Regions from separate parts of the Mus musculus genome. Here region 2 is linked to region 1. The links are chromatin contacts, found by Hi-C or POLR2A ChIA-PET in ENCODE. All regions are on one chromosome and are shown on one strand. The core of a region is the stretch at or near the end of the contact, and the rest is flanking DNA. Distances in the headings are between cores, read along the strand shown. Region 1 holds the start of Atp2b1 (ATPase, Ca++ transporting, plasma membrane 1). Region 2 holds the start of Dusp6 (dual specificity phosphatase 6).

What was found. A loop is a pair of places that touch in the nucleus more often than their neighbours do. ChIA-PET counts read pairs that join two places held with the same protein, here RNA polymerase II (POLR2A).
Region 2: a loop to region 1 is called in a map of v-Abl transformed pro-B cells, with 4 times the contacts of the local background. The contact joins the promoter of Dusp6 here to the promoter of Atp2b1 in region 1. A Hi-C loop is called at or near these places in 1 of 37 maps with a recorded cell type or tissue (v-Abl transformed pro-B cells). POLR2A ChIA-PET finds 5 or more read pairs at or near these places in 1 of 5 experiments (embryonic stem cell).

What each region holds. Positions count from the first base shown.
Region 1 is chr10:98,911,536-98,919,255 of GRCm38, reverse strand. Atp2b1 (ATPase, Ca++ transporting, plasma membrane 1) reads right to left here and starts at 4,104. Exons shown (of 21, transcript NM_026482.2): 1 at 3,885-4,104.
Region 2 is chr10:99,260,107-99,267,826 of GRCm38, reverse strand. It overlaps Dusp6 (dual specificity phosphatase 6), which reads right to left and starts at 4,596. Exons shown (of 3, transcript NM_026268.3): 1 at 3,736-4,596; 2 at 2,846-3,283; 3 at 338-1,835. The coding sequence starts at 4,135. The coding sequence ends at 1,528. Gm34921 (a long non-coding RNA gene) reads left to right here. Exons shown (of 2, transcript XR_380738.4): 2 at 1-963.

The DNA.
Region 1 (7,720 bases), core at 2,855-5,354:
ATTAGGAGGAAAATAAAAATCCCATGCCACATACACAACCAGGGTCAAATTTTTCAGATCCTGTTAAATATTGGGTAGGGCTGAGTATCTCCTATGATACAAATATTAAACATAAGAATTCAATTTAACACTCAAAAGGAGGGAGCAGGTGGGTCTTTATGAGTTCAGGGCTAGCCTGGTCTAACATAGTGACTTCCAGACCAGCCAGGGCTACATAGTAAGAATCCAACATTAAAAAATTAATAATTAAAAAAAAAAAGATTCCATTCACTTACCTAATGTGTCCATTTATAAGACTTATTTCTAGTACGGTGATATGAACAAGAGATAGGCTGTGAGTTGTTAAAATGATCAGTTAAGTTTGTCCTATTTTCATTGGTAATTTTTATAATAAAAATTTTAATAAAACAGTGTGTTTGGTGTGTGTGCCTAAGCACCATCTCTAAAAGCTAAGAAATTGTTACTTCTTTTTGAAAATGCTCCTTGTATACAGTTTTCCTTGTAATGTTACCTCAGAGTCTGTATATCTCCAAATAAGTTATTAATACCATCTTTCTGTAAGATATTTATCAGAACATAATTTTCCATTCCAGTTGATCAAGAAAATATTCTTACATGAGATGCAAAAACTCAAGTTTTAAGCCTCTGCTTCCTGATCCTTATTCTGTTTCCCATATTAATTACAAAATTCATGAAAATATCAGCTGAAACCACATATGTATAAACTACAAGGAAAATTGTCAAATGTTTTCTGATCTTCAATATTATAAAAAGTCTTACTAAGTGACAAATCCTTTTAACACTTGTTTCACATAAAAGACTGTTTCATTTAAAACTAACTTAAGAGGTTTGCCCAAGGAAATCAGTCAACTGAAACCCCAAATAGAGGATTTTACCAAAATATGTTTAACAATATATTAATTATTCTGCATGCATCAACTTAATGGCTTCAAATGTCCTTTAACCTAGGACCATTTCCATGGCTTTAAGGAGGCTCTGTAGCAGTGAGAGTATAAATAATCTATCATCTCAAACGGATTTTTTGTTTAATTATAGCTTACTACTTATCTACAGCTCAACATCTAATGCTTTACAGTAGTCAGAAGAACTCAAATGTTGAATTAAAATTTAAATGCAGATACAACAGCAATAACAGCTTGTGGTCTGTAATTAAAACCTGTATTAGGTAACATCCATGTTAATTTACCCATTACTTAAAAGCTACATCTTTTTCTTTTGTGTTTTATAGATGATAATAAGAAATTATCCTCTGCCTAAAGAGATAGTGTACCTAAAATTTGGATGTGAGAAGAGGGAGGACGGTGAGGCAGAGAGAGCAGGGAAATCTCACCTGCTTAGCTGCCACTACGGCATCTCCATCTCCCTCTCCCTCCCTCCCAAGCCTGAAAAATCCCATTTATTTTTAATATGAGATGCATCTGAGGGGAACCGTGTGCAGAAGCCTCATTTTCCAACATGGTTTCCATTCAACTTTGAGTCTAGGTATCCCTGCTCAAAGTGCTCATTAGAGATGATCTTAAAGCACGGTATGATATGCCCTCAGTGAGACCATGAAAGGCAGGTTAAATGGAAGACAGCTAATGAAAAAAAAAATGAGTTACTATATCATATTCAGGCCAGAAAAATAATTTTACTAAATTTTCAGTGTTTATTGTGGAACCTGTTCATAGCTCAGCAGTTAAAAAAAAAAAAAGTCTAAGTACTACCATGCTGGTAGGCACTGGAATTTGCTAGAATGGCTAAACAACGTTGACAACACTGCCGCACTACCTTCCACCCCTCCGTTGATCCAGACCATCAATATCCTCTTATTTTATTAACAACACGAGTCAAAATTTGTTCCTCCCCTCATCTCAGAATGGCAAGTAAGGTCTCAAGCTTCAACTAAAAAAACAAAACACCGTAGTTTCCCATACAGTGGCTGAAATTCCTCTCAAGGTCTTGAAATTATAGAAAAATGAAGACATATTCTCCCTTACTTCTAAGGGGGCACACGGCTGAGGACGACAGCATTATGAAGGCGTACTCTTAATTTTCATCATTTGATCGGGGGTGGGAGGGGGGATAACAAAATTTTAGATCAAAGGTGGCGCTCTGTCCTCAGCTCACCCGAATGTGACTCACTTTTGCAGAGTATATGGTAGGAAATAACAGTTACTTTTCGAAGATCTTTGCAGTTACACCCAAGCCAAAATCGGGACAGAGATCCACCCTTTATGACAGCCATTTAACTGTTTTATCCAAAGCACGGTAGAAAGTAAAACATCTCCCTGAAAACATGGCTTAAAAGGCCCAATTTCCTACACCAGCTTTCAAAAGCTCTCAACAAGAAAAAAAAAAAAAAATTTCTATTTACTTCAAATTTGAACTGACCAGGAAGGGGAAAAAAAGGGATGGGTGCTAAATGAAACATACAAGTACAAAAAGCAGATTCTCCCCCTTCCAATCCCTCTTTTAATTCCCCCAATCCGGCTCTGCCACACACAAGGACAGGGAGTCTCCCTAGGGAAAGCTGGTGGCAGGGCAAGTGAAGGCTCTCCATTCACTCAAATGGGCCACTATCCAAAGGGATGCCCTATGCGCGCTTTGTACAAACCAGGTCCTTACAAGTACTTATTATTATAAAATACACCTACGCTGAGGATCAAGAACCTTATTTTAAAGTAAGACTGTCCTCAGGTGGGGGAGGTGAAGCACAACAAAGCCTTCCATGTTGAAAGGCAGACAGTCCAGACATGCATATACCTCCACTCGTATGAAAAAAAAAATCCATATAACTAATTTATCAGGAACAGCAATCGATACCGACAGGAGTCATTAGATTATTAATAAACCCAGAAAAGTAGCATGCATAGCAGCCAAAGGTGGCTGTCTGCAGCGCTCTAACCCCTAGGAAGGGTAAAAAAAACAGCCTACCGAGGAGGTTCGCGTCCTTACCAAGGTCCTGCAGACCCTTTTACCCACGCAGACCAGCCCCAGCTTCCCCTTGCGGGTCCGATCACCGCAACAGCAAAAGCATTCCCAATGCTAGAGTCCCGCAGTAAACTGGTGACTGAAATGTGCAGAGACCAACCTGGGCAAAGACCGAGGCGCAGACCCAGGGGTCGCTAACTAGCTAAGACACAAAATTCTCCTGCAAGATGAAATAGAGAAGAAGCCCCCGCCACCTCCGCCCCCCCCACCCCCGCAATAGGAATGCCACCCTCCTTTCTTACTGACCCTTTCCGAGGACAGAGCAGATTTTCCCCCTTTTAAACTAAGTACATAAACATGAATCGGAAGCACCCGTGAACATCCTGGGGGGCCAGACTCAAGACCTGAAGAGAGCGTCCAGGCGGCTCTTCAACTCCCCGGGAGTCACCGTCCTGTCTGACAGGCATCTATCACACCATCCTCTCCGGGGGGCCGACGACAAACCTTCACCTTGCACGGGCAGTACCTCCCGGGGGCCCAAGCCAGGGATTAAATGGGTGACCCTCCCGGGTCGCAGGAAGAGGGAGTGCCGGGGCACCGCTGCCCTCAAGGTCACCACATGCCGGGGTAGGGGCGACCGGTGTTCAGATGGGCTGTGGCGGCAGCAGGGGCAGCCCCGCGAAGTCCGAGAGCCCTCGGGTGTAGACGAGAAGCCACCGGGACGGCGACTCCGAGCTGGACCCGGCGCCGAGGCGCGCGGAGAGGAAGCCTCCTCACCTTTACGGTCTCCTAGCAGGAGCGAACCCCGGCGGCGCCGCCAACTTCGCGGGGACCCGCCGCGCTCCACCCCGCGCCCAGCTGTCAGGACCCCCGCCGCGCCCTGCGCGCCCCACCCGGCCTCCCCCGCAGGTGGCCGCCCCCGCCGCGGGCAGCCACCGGCCGCCACTCACCTCGCCCGCAGCGGGAACCATTTTTTCCGAGGGGAAGAATCAAGGAAAGCTAGGCGGGTGGGTCCGGGGGATGGCGGCGAGGGGTCGCGGGACGTGCCCGCAGCCGGCTCGCTGGGTTCGGGGCGCCACGCGGAGGTGCGGCTGCACCTCGGGAAGGAGGCGGCGGCGGCGGAGCCCAGAGACTCGGCGTCCACCAGCCGGGGCTCCCTACTCACGCTGCACCGCGAGGAGGCGGCGGCGGAGGAGGAGGAGGCGGCGCCCGGCCGGCCCCCGCCCAGAGCCCGGCGGCCGCCGAGTGGCCGCTCGCGTCCCCGCAGGACCCGCCTCCTCCGCTCCGCAAAGCCGCGCTCAGGGCGCGCCGCGCTCGGCACAGCAGCTCAACCGGCCCCGCGCCGGCGTCCGCAGCAGCAGCAACAGCAGCAGCAACGGGCGGGGTGCAACCCGGGGCGGGGTCCGGGGACACCGGTCCGCAGACGCGGAGCTCAAGGGGCAACGGCCAGCTCCGGGGCAGGGGCCCGGTGTGCACCGGGTGACCCGCGAGACCGCCCGAGCAGGCAAGGGGGGAGGAGGGCGCTCACCCGTTCCGGTCCGACGCTCCCTTCTTCTCCACACCTCCACGCCTCCCGCTCCACGCTGGCAGCGCAGCTGCTCCCGCTGCCTCTGCCACCGCTGCGGATGCTCGCGCGGCCGCCGCTGCCGCCTTGGCTGGGCGCGGTCACGTGACGCGGCCCGCGGGGAGCCTGAGGGCGGGCGGGCGGGCGCGCGCGCGCGCACGAGCGGAGGTAGCGCCGCTCGGACCGGGACTGGCGCTTCCCGGAGAGGGCGTTTAAGGGGAGGATCCGGCGAGCGCGGCCCCGCCTGGCGAGCGCGCGCCCGGGGTGGGGTGAGGCGGCGGGGATCAGAACTTGCAGCGCGCGGTGTGGAAAGGGTGGCCTGTAGTGCGGGGCGGGCGACTCGCGCCTCCGCGCGCCCCTCCCTCTCTTCCTTCCCTGCGCGCCGGGCTCCCGGCTGCCCCCGCCCCCTCCTGCGCTGTCGCCCCCTCCCTTCCCCTCCTGCGGCGGCTTCCGATTGGCCGTCGGGGCTCTGACGTCTGTGTTTCCATGACGTGTCGGGGCCGGGGAGGGCCGCGGGAGGGGGCGGCGGGGGAGGAGGGGGCGGTGACTCCGTCCGTCACCGCCGGTGCCTGGGCGCGCGGCCCGGCGGCTCCTGCAACGTGAGGAAGCCGGAGAGCGACGAGTGCCGCCGCAGTGGGACGCCCTTCACTTGGGGTCCCGCTCGAGTCGCCCCCGGGTGGAGGCGATGCCGGGTCACGGGACGGGAGAGCGGCTCGGCGCCCACTCCCTAGCGGACCTGTCTCCTGTCCCGGACGGTGACGCACTCGCCCGACAGCCAAAGTGCCTTCCCTTTTGGGAAGAGAGCCCACTCGCCCTGTAGGCGCGCTGGCCCGGCCACCGACACCGGGGATCCCCGCTGCAGCGCCCAAACCGTGTCCTCTAGCCGGTGCAAGCAGGCCTCGCAAGGTCCGCTTGAAGTCCTCGTGTTTCTCTTTTGGGTTTGCTGCTGCGGCTGCTGCTTTTTTTTTTTTTTTTTTTTTTTTTTTTCCTACCTGTGGCGAGCTAGTGGGTCTTTAATTCATAATACTTAAATCCTGCCCTCATCTTTCCCGAGGAGAAAGGAACAAGAAAAAAAAAAAAAATCATGCAGAGTACCGTGCAGTATTTAGACGGTAAAAGGTAGCCGACTCTGGTCCAACCAGTTCAAAAGAAAACCGCTCATGATTACTTCTACTTTAAAAAAGGATATTCTTGACTGTATCCACACATTTAAAGATGTGTATCCTGTCCCATCTTTCTGTAATCTCTGCTTGAACTAAAGGTTCCCCCTTCCCCCGAACAATTTAGACCTTATCCGTGTTATTTTCAGCATCACTTAGCTTGAGAAAAAAACATCAAAAAAAGTGATCTGTAAGTGTTTTGTTTTGCTTTTTTCAACCCTGAATTGGAAGAATTGGTAGTTTCATAGTCTTCTCCAAAGCACACCGGTAAGACAAGTACTGCATTATGTATGTTCCCTGTCGGGTAGCATTTGTTTTAAAATAATATAAAGGCTTGAAAAGAAAATACTTGAGTTTAAAAGCAAATTTTCCATGATAAAACTGCTGAAAATAATTTTTCCATTTATATCTTCCACCAGGGTAGACATTACCAACCTCTGAGCTGTGCCCTTGACATGTAAAACTGGCACTGGGTATTTCTCTCTCTCTGTTTATCACAGAGAATTGGTTGATGTGATACAATAAATAGCCCTTCCTGCTACTATTTCAAATCTACAATTAGAAAAACAAATTAATTAAATTTCATTTAGGTAATTTCCAGTATTTTCTCACCCCGAAGTATCTTTTAGAATAACGCAGACACATTTATGAACTCTTGGCTACTTCCCCGCTTTTCTCCAAGGAAGTCCCCATAGAAAATTGAATTATGCATTCTATTTTAATCAAGAATTTGACATTAAAGTATTAAGTGAATCATTGCATGCTGCACCAGCAAAACCCATAATAGACTAAACTAGAATCTGTTCACTTTGTGGGTTTGCTGTAATTCTAACTCATAAGATGCATGTTGTAGAGTATATGCTCACGAAAAATCACCGAAACTCCTTACTATAGAGCATGATTGCAGTGAAATTTTTATTGGTATCCAAAGATGTACCCACAAGTGAAAACATGCATGTCCCAGAACATAGTTGTGTGCACTTCATGTGAGTTGCATATATGATAAACTCGCTCTCAGATAGCCAGGGTAATTGTACTGTATATTTGATTTGTGTGTTTTTATGCTTCAGATACAAAATTAAAGCTGAAACCAGTATAGAAGCAGCTGAGCTTTAGGAAGTTCAATTCCCCCCTCCTGCAGGGCTTCATCCTAAAACCTCCCCAAATGACATACTTTTCGGTGTAAAACTGCTGAGTTGCTTAATTAGGGTTTCTTATTTTCCTCTGGTGCAAGAGATGAGACTGAAGCCTCATGGTGTCCAGCAAGTCCATGGGGTCCTGGGCTAGTGCTCACCCTTCAGCACTTTTCCTTAGAAAATATGGAGCTGCCTGAACTCAGAAATGCCCCTGTGTATTATATGAGCGCATCATCTTCATCTTGGACTTAATTTATCCCATGGATTAATTGATCTGGAGATATAGTAGTATACATTAAAAGCAACACAAGACAATTTTCTATTAAATAATAGGGTAGTTTTGTAAATGTGTTTTCAGATACAGAAGTGACTGTTTTTGATGTTATATTGAAGAGGCAATAACATATTTGGCAATTTTCATAGGTGCAGTCCTTTCCTTCCTTATAATGGTATAATTGTATTGACATCTCTCTGGTCAATTGATTAGTTCAAGCTGTGTAACTCATGCAGAAAGTCCTCAATGTAACTAAATGTGAAGAGAAACATTAGGCTCTTTATTCTCTTCAGGGTCCCAGTGTAGCATGATTTCATACTTCCATAATCCCAGCACTCAGGAGGCAAAGACCAGGAGGATAGAGAATTCCAGGTCAGTCTGTAATACATATGAAGACCCTGCCTTTAAAAGAACAGGGTGTGTGTGTGGGGGGGGTGGCTGGGGAGATAGCTCAGTGGACTGGGGTTCAATTCCCAGCACCCACCTGGCAGCTCACAACTAACTATAACTCCTCATACAGACATATAAGCAGGCAAAATACCAATGCACATAAAATAAAAATAGATTATTTTTAAAAGCATCATATGTGTTAAGCATTGGAGCAAGATGAATATGCCAAGAGTACTATGTTTTTAAAACAAGATGCATACCC
Region 2 (7,720 bases), core at 3,347-5,846, 350 kb before region 1:
AGACAGAGGTTAACATGTGGCTGCCATTATCCTGGGACAGCCTTCTGGGGGCCATGCCATTTGTGAATATCCAAACTTTATATTTCAACAATGTTTATACTGTGGGCTTCACTTCTCCGGGAAGGGTTTAAATAAAAAAAAATCTTAATGAAGCCTGAAGGCTTATCTGTATTGCAAGAAGTGGTCAGTCTACCCTATGAGGTCTTAACTTGAAACAAAATTTCAGACCTCATCTGAAAGACATGAGTAGTATAACCTTGCTACCCCTACCAGCTCTGCCAATCACCCCTTAAGTGTGTAACTTCATAGACTGAGACACTTAAAAATAAAAACACGCTCAATAGCCAAAATAGTTATTTATTAATAATTTAAGGTTTTACATTCTTATAATAAATTCCAGCTCAAAACTTTACACCACGAACATCATGGAGCAAGTTAATTCTCCCTTCCTCTCAACCTGTTGCATCCACCAAATGGGCGCTCATACTCGCACACATACACACACTTCCAGTTTCGTATTTTTTTTTAAAAGGAAAGAAACCAACCCAAAGTATTGCATTTGAGGTGACACTCCCTGAAGAATTTTGTACAGAGGTAATATGCTGTTTAGCACAGCTGAAGTTATTTAAAAAAAAAAAAAAAAGTGAACCCACAATTTTGGTGTCTTTCCAAAATACCCCTTGAGACACTGTAAGCCAAATATTTACAAAGGTAAGGCAGAGTCAAAACTACATTAAGAGGAAAAAAAAAGTTACAAGGAAGATATATGAAAGAGACTGAAGACCTCATCATAACAAAGTCTTAGTGATAATAATATCCACGAAAATGCCGTCAGAATTGGTACATCAAGGTCAAGCATGCTGCAAATATACCCTTTGGATTAAAAAGAACATTTTTTTCCTTATACTTTTGTTCTAAGAAGTGGCATACTGCTCTTTCTCTCTTTGGATCTCTTTTAAGCCCAAAGATAAAAAACAAATACAAGCCAAACAAACACTGTCAAGTGATTGAAGATCAAATATTTACAATAATCAGATAAAAGTATCAGGTTTTAATTTTTTTTGTCTTCTAAACCGATACCGCAAATACAGAGCTAAAAATCTCTTTGGCTCCACTATACCCAAAGTTGAATCAGTCTTCACTGAAGACAATATATATAGTTAGTTCCAGATGCAACAGGAAACAGCCATACAAGGCCTTAAAGAACAGATGCTCCTGTCCCTATTCCTATGCTACCCTCTATCTGGATGGATGTCCAGTCCCTGCTTGGGTAGGCTGGGGTACAGAAGCAAACCTATTGCTGGATCTAGAGACAGCATGTCCTGTCCTTCCAAAAAAACAATGAATGGAGCAAATCTCTCCCTCCGTAATAACCAATTTTGCACTTGGCAACCTTGTCTAACACAGACAGCTGGTGACACTTTTGACACCCGGGGCCACACACAGAAAGAAAGCAGCCTGGTCGATGCTGCTCAAGAGGAACTGAAGGAATGGGGACAACTCCCGGCTAGGAGAGGTGGGTGCCTTTCACGTAGACTGCAGGGAGTCCACCTGGTAGACGTTCTGGTTGGAGGGCGTGGTGAAGTACAGCTGCGGAGTGGGGACACGGTTGTCACAAGGGCTGCTCAGTCCCAGGGTCCTTTCGAAGTCAAGCAGCTGGCCCATGAAGTTGAAGTTGGGGGAGATGTTGGACTTCTTCATCTTAACAATGTCGTAAGCATCGTTCATGGACAGGTTGAGCTTCTGCATGAGGTACGCCACTGTCACGGTGACAGAGCGGCTGATACCTGCCAAGCAATGCACCAGGACACCACAGTTTTTGCCTCGGGCTTCATCTGCGGGAACACACACAAAAAAAGGCAAGAGTTCACTAGACTGGAAAAAAAAAAAGGAACCAAGCCTTTGCAAAATGCTTAGCCTGAAGTCTGAATTCAGAAGGAATAGTAAACAACAATTATATGTGGCAACTAAGCCCCCGAAGGCACCAGAAAATGTATAACGGGAGATAAACATGCACACTGAACACAATCACATATTTCAGATTATTTCCTGTAAAGGGAGCTTTTGTAGTAAGTTTCTAACAACAAAAAAACTCCTTAATGTGTGTACATTCCTTGCCTCAACTTGTGAATACCAGAAACCCTGCAATCCGGTCCTGAATGCCTCTCATACAGACCAAGCAGACTGCAAGGGTCTATTAAATTATTCTCCCAACTGTTGTGCAGCTAACAATGGGGGTATTCAGGCATTTTAAAAGAGAGAGGGAAGTCACAGGGGACAGCCCATTAGAAGGAACAGGATGTCTACATGGCCTGAAAATGAGTTCCTTTGTAATAGGAAATGCACTACAATGCCTGGAGCTTCGCTTCTCTTAGGCTCTCAGCCCACAGTCCTTCCTGCGGGGGATCAGGTTACCCAGAGGCTCACAGTAACCAGTACCCTGCAGTATCACTCAGCTAGGTAACAGCTAGTATTCAAACTGCTTTCCAACAACTAACTTGGGTGTCCTAAAATAACTCCTAGATATATTTTTTTAATTATAATGCAATACTAGAATTCTTGTCTGCAAGTGAGTGCTTTTAACTCACTCTCCTCTCACATCCTGTCGTCTAGAGATAAGGAAAACATGGCTGATTGGAACAGCCTCCTTTTAAAAGTATGAATTAAATGGCTCAAATAGTCCCCCGATCTGCTACGTCAACGGGCCCTGTTTTCCCTTTAAGCAAGAAGGTAAACAAGAATTAACACTCTTAAAGACAGTAGAAGACCTGCAGTCCAGCAAAACAGCCTGCAGGAAAACAGATTAAGATCTTCAACTCTATGAATGACTGTAAATTAGTCTCACCTATGAAAGAAATGGCCTCAGGGAAAAACTGGGACAGGTTTTGGCTCCAGTGATCCGAGATAGGAATTTGCTTGTATTTGAACTCGCCCGCATTCTCAAACAGATTGGGCAAATTGGGGGTGACATTCAAGATGTACTTGATGCCAAACTCTTCCAACACGTCCAAGTTGGTCGAGTCCTTGGCACAGCCCAGGTAAAGGAAGGGCAAAATCTCCACCGGGAAGGAAGGCTGGCTGTTGGACAGCGGGCTGCCATCAGAGTCCGTTGCACTATTGGGGTCTCGGTCAAGGTCAGACTCAATGTCCGAGGAAGAGTCCGAGCTGATCCGCAGGCCCCCGAGCCCCAGCACTGGCAAAGGCGGGGAACTGCTGCTGCACGAGCCGTCTAGATTGGTCTCGCAGTGCAGGGCGAACTCGGCCTGGAACTTACTGAAGCCACCTGCCAGAAACAAGAAAAGCAATCTTGTAACCGGAGAAGCTGTAGTAATTTACAGCTAGTGAGAAGCACAAAGAACACTATGGACAGGCACCCTAGGAACCCCCGGCAGTGGTAGAAGCACGCTTCAATGCGCACCTTTAGGAACACTACCCGCTGCTTACCCTGGGAACACTTATTCTCCTGAATCTGGAAATGCACAAGATTACTTTTCTTAATATTTCGAGGAGCTGCGAGGTGCCAAGCTGCACCCTGAACTACGTTTCCAGCTCTTGTGAACCTTAATCCTACACCTACCCAAAGAAAGGTGCCTGATTAACCCTTGAAGGAGAAGCTACCACGGTGGCCCAGCTAGCTCCCCTAAGCGCAATGCAAGCGGCGATCGCTACCTCGCTAACATTTTCCCCAGCCTGCAGTCCCAGCCCGGAGCCCTGCACCCGGGGCGCACAACATACCTTCCAGGTAGAACGCCCGGCAGCCCTCGTCTTTGAGTTTCTTGAGCAGCAGCCCGAGGACCGACTCTCCACCAGTGTTCTCATTCCAGTCGCTGCTATTCTCGTCGTACAGCACCACGGTGTCGGTGCCGCAGCGCCTGGTAAAGCGGTCCCGGTCCTCGCAGCGCGTGAAGAGCGCACGCACGGGCAGGTTGCCCTTCTGCAGACGCCGCAGCATGATGCCGGGGATGGCCACATTAATGGCAGATTCGATGTGTGACGACTCGTACAGCTCCTGTGGTCGGCAGTCCATCAGCAGAAGCCGTTCGTTGCCCAGCTCCAGCTGCTCGTTGAGCCACGACACCGTCTTGCAGATCGCCATTTCCGACGCGAAGGGCACGGGTCTGAGCGTATCTATCATGGGGGTCGAGCTGCAGGAGAAGGCGGGGTGCCTAGCAGACGCCCCTCGAGGCAGGCATAGGCCGAGCACGCTGCGCGAAGCTCCCGCTCTCGGAGCGGGGTTTGATTCCGCCTCGCCTTTCCCAAGCCGAGGCTAGCGGTTAGGGAAAGCGACACAGAAGTCAAGTCGGTGGTCCCTCTGCACCAGATCACTCTCCGAGTCAATGAATCTCTCTCTCTGAATGAAGGTGCCCAGTTTTGTTCCTACCCAGTGAATGAAATCCAATTAATTCGGACTCCGTGCCACTGAGAGGAGAAAAAGGGAAAAGAAAAAAAGTCTAGCGGCTCTTAATCCTTCCCTCTGAGGCTGCACCTCGGATCCAACCCGGTGTTTCTCGCCGGATTATTCAAGACTGGGTTTGCTCACAGTCCCTAGGACTCCGCGAGAGCACACCCCCTGTGCGAGGCAGCTCCTCAATGGATACAAACAGCCAGCGTCTCAATGGATACATTCTCTCGGTCAGCCAATGAGCGCGCTGCGGAAGGGGCTGTTGCCGTGGGGACGGGCCGGCTGGAACAGGTTGTGTTGATGAATTGTTAATGAGTTTGTCATTCACAAAAACGGAAAGGAATTTCCGCTCCGGATAAGCCCCAGTGCAAACAAGCTGCAACTGCGGGCTCGGCGGGAGGAAGGAGAAAGAAGAGGAGGCGGCGGTGGAGGAGGAGCAGGGCACATAAACCAGGGCACTAAAGTTGTCTCGTGTTTCCTTCTGTTTAGAGTTCACACTTCGCGTCTAACTCTTGCGCACCAGTAGTGCAATTAGCAAGCACAAAAGCCCTTATTCGCGACGCTTACAATCTTAAGTTAGCCTTAATAAAACTTGAGGGGTTTTCCCCCTTTTTAATTCTCTTTAACGCTAGATCCAAGCCCGCCATAGCGCCGCCCCTGCTCCCCCACCCCCAACCCGGTCCTCCTTTAGATCGTGTGTGGCATTTGTTTGGCTCTTTTAAAAGTCTAGTTCTGTTTGTTCTAATGTCCTTTTAGGCGAGGCTGTGTTGGGACTGGTGGACTGCCTGGGCTTTAGCGACCCAACGAAGTGTTAAATGCTAATCCAACATCTCTAGAAACAAACTAGTGTTTTGTTGAAACATTTTAAAGCAACTAAGCAAACAAGCGTTTGGTTGTCCAGAAAACCAGAAGCGCCCCAACCCCGGGCTTTCTCAACTTTCTTGGCGGCAGCGGAGGGGGGGGGGCGGGTGGTGTAAGCACCCAAAACCTTGTCAGCTATCCCTGCACTTTTCTTCTGCTCCGGTGAAGTGGGGGCATTCTGAGCCATTGTTCCGGAGATCTTGCTCCCCACCACCATCACCGGTCACCCATCGAGCCTGGGGAGTCGAGCTCCTTTAACGATCTGGAGCCAAGAGCAGAGTTTGGTTTCTAAGAGGAACCGGTCTGGCAAGGCAGCCTAGGTTAGGTGCCTGGGACGACAGGCCTCACCAACGTTTCCTGCACCCCGGAGACCTGCAAGCCTGCGGGAACTCAAGCGTAAACAGTGGCGGTTGTGGACAGAGGCCGGTCCCCTATCCTTTCTAGGCTGCAGCGGTCCCCGGGCCCCGCAAGGAGCACGCTAGCAGCTCCAAACGCGCTTGCGCGCTGCGCTTTGGCCGCAGCATTGCTGCTCTGGGGGATGGGGGGGGGGGGGCAGGACACGCGACGACCCCGTGATCGCTTGTAAGGCCGTCGCGGAACCGTCGCCTAGTGAGAGACCTGGAGCGGAAAAGGAGCCAGAGGTGTCCCTGTCTGGACCCCATGGTTCCAGAGTTAGGGTTGGGAAGTCTCATGGGCACCACCCGCAGGCAACTCAGGACGGAGGCGGCACCGGAGCCGGATGGAGGCGTGGCCGGCGGGGGCCGCGACGGCGACAAGAGCGCATCCCCGGCGCGCTCGGTTCTATTGTTATATAAAAGTGCAGAGGCCGCCCCTCCCGGACGGAAAACCACCTGTGTGCGGCGACGGCGGGCCCTGCGGAAGGCGCGCGTCCCGATCCGGTCAGCCCCTCGGGTCCCAGGGAAAGGAGCTGGGCTTTGTCCGGCCGCGACCGGGAGGCGGAAGCGCCGGCTGCGGCCCTTCCCGAATCCGGGGCGCGGAGGGCGTCTAAGGTCACGGGATCTCCCCAGCCCAGCGCCTCGCAGCCGGGTCCTACCTACTGTCGCCCGCAAAGCAATTTGCATTTTTAATCACCCGCCTCTTCCGGGGTTTGGGAAATGTGGGCTAAAACAGGGCGACTTGGAGGTCCAAGTAGCCAATTTTGGAGCCCTCCCGCAGGCAGGCGCCCCAGAAGGAGCGTTTTGATGAAAATGGGGGTTGCCTCCAACCTCTCTCCGCGCCTTTTTTGGGCAGCACTGGGAACAAAACGCCCATATTTCATTGGCTAGCTTCCAACTCCCGCTGGGGTAGGCCTGTGCTGCAGCTGACGCCCCCAGATCCTTCCCCATCTGTTACAGGTTTTCCCACCCTGAGACATTTCAGTCTGTGGGACCAATGGTTAGGAGGAGGGAAGTGGGGTGCTCCGCGGAAACGTGAAGGACAAGCCTCAACCTCCAAACAGAAGAGGGAAGCAGGTTGGGTTTTTCTTTACCAAAATTTGAAGTGAAGCACCAGACAGTTGGGAGGTTGATAATAATATCTTTGCACACTGGTGGAGAGCTCTAAGCATTTGTACCTATGTTTCTGAGTCTGAATTTTTTCCCACTTCCTTCAGGAAATTTGACCTTTCGATCTAACTATATCCAGTTACAGTTTTTTCTCCTTGTCATCTTTCTTGTATTTTACAGGGTCTTTGTAATATTAAGTGGGCACCATGTGTGGGAATGTCATGCCCGTTAGCTGATATGCTTATATGTTTTTGAGCTAACCTGCAAAATGGCTTGAGCACTTTGGGAGGTTTTTTGGCCAAGGTCGGATTTTTTTGTTTGTTTGTTTGCTTTTTTTGTTTGGTTGGTTTTTTGTTGTTGTTTTGTTTTGTTTTTTAATTTCCTGCCCCAAACACTCCCTTTTAAGTCTGCTTGATAGCCTGCCAGGTTCCTCACTTGCAGCTAACCCCTCAAAGGTCTGCTCAGAACAGTTTAATTCACTCTAGTTTAATAATGGGGCAAAGCAGGAGAGAGATGTCCTACTCCAGCTCAAATGACACCTTACCCAGGTTACCTTGGTGGACTGGGATGTCTTAACTTCTTGAGGTTGCCTTTTAAAAAGTTGGTTTACAGGGGCTGGAGAGATGTTTCAGCGGCTAAGGGCACTGATTGTTCTTCCAGAGGACCCGGGTTCAAATCTCAGCCCCCATATGGCAGCTCACAACTGTAACTCCAGAATCCCATACCCTCATACAAACATACATGAAGGCAAACTACCAATGCACATTTTAAAAAAATGTTTTCGGCTCATTACACCGAGACAGATGAAAGAGTTTATGGAACGGTGCTGTAGGGTGGACACGGCCTTGTTTCTGTGTCTCCCTGAGTAATTTTGTGCAGTCTTTAGAAAACCTAACACAAGTTAGGTAAGGAAGATGAAGGAATTGACCCGAGGCTAAACTAAAGCAGAGAA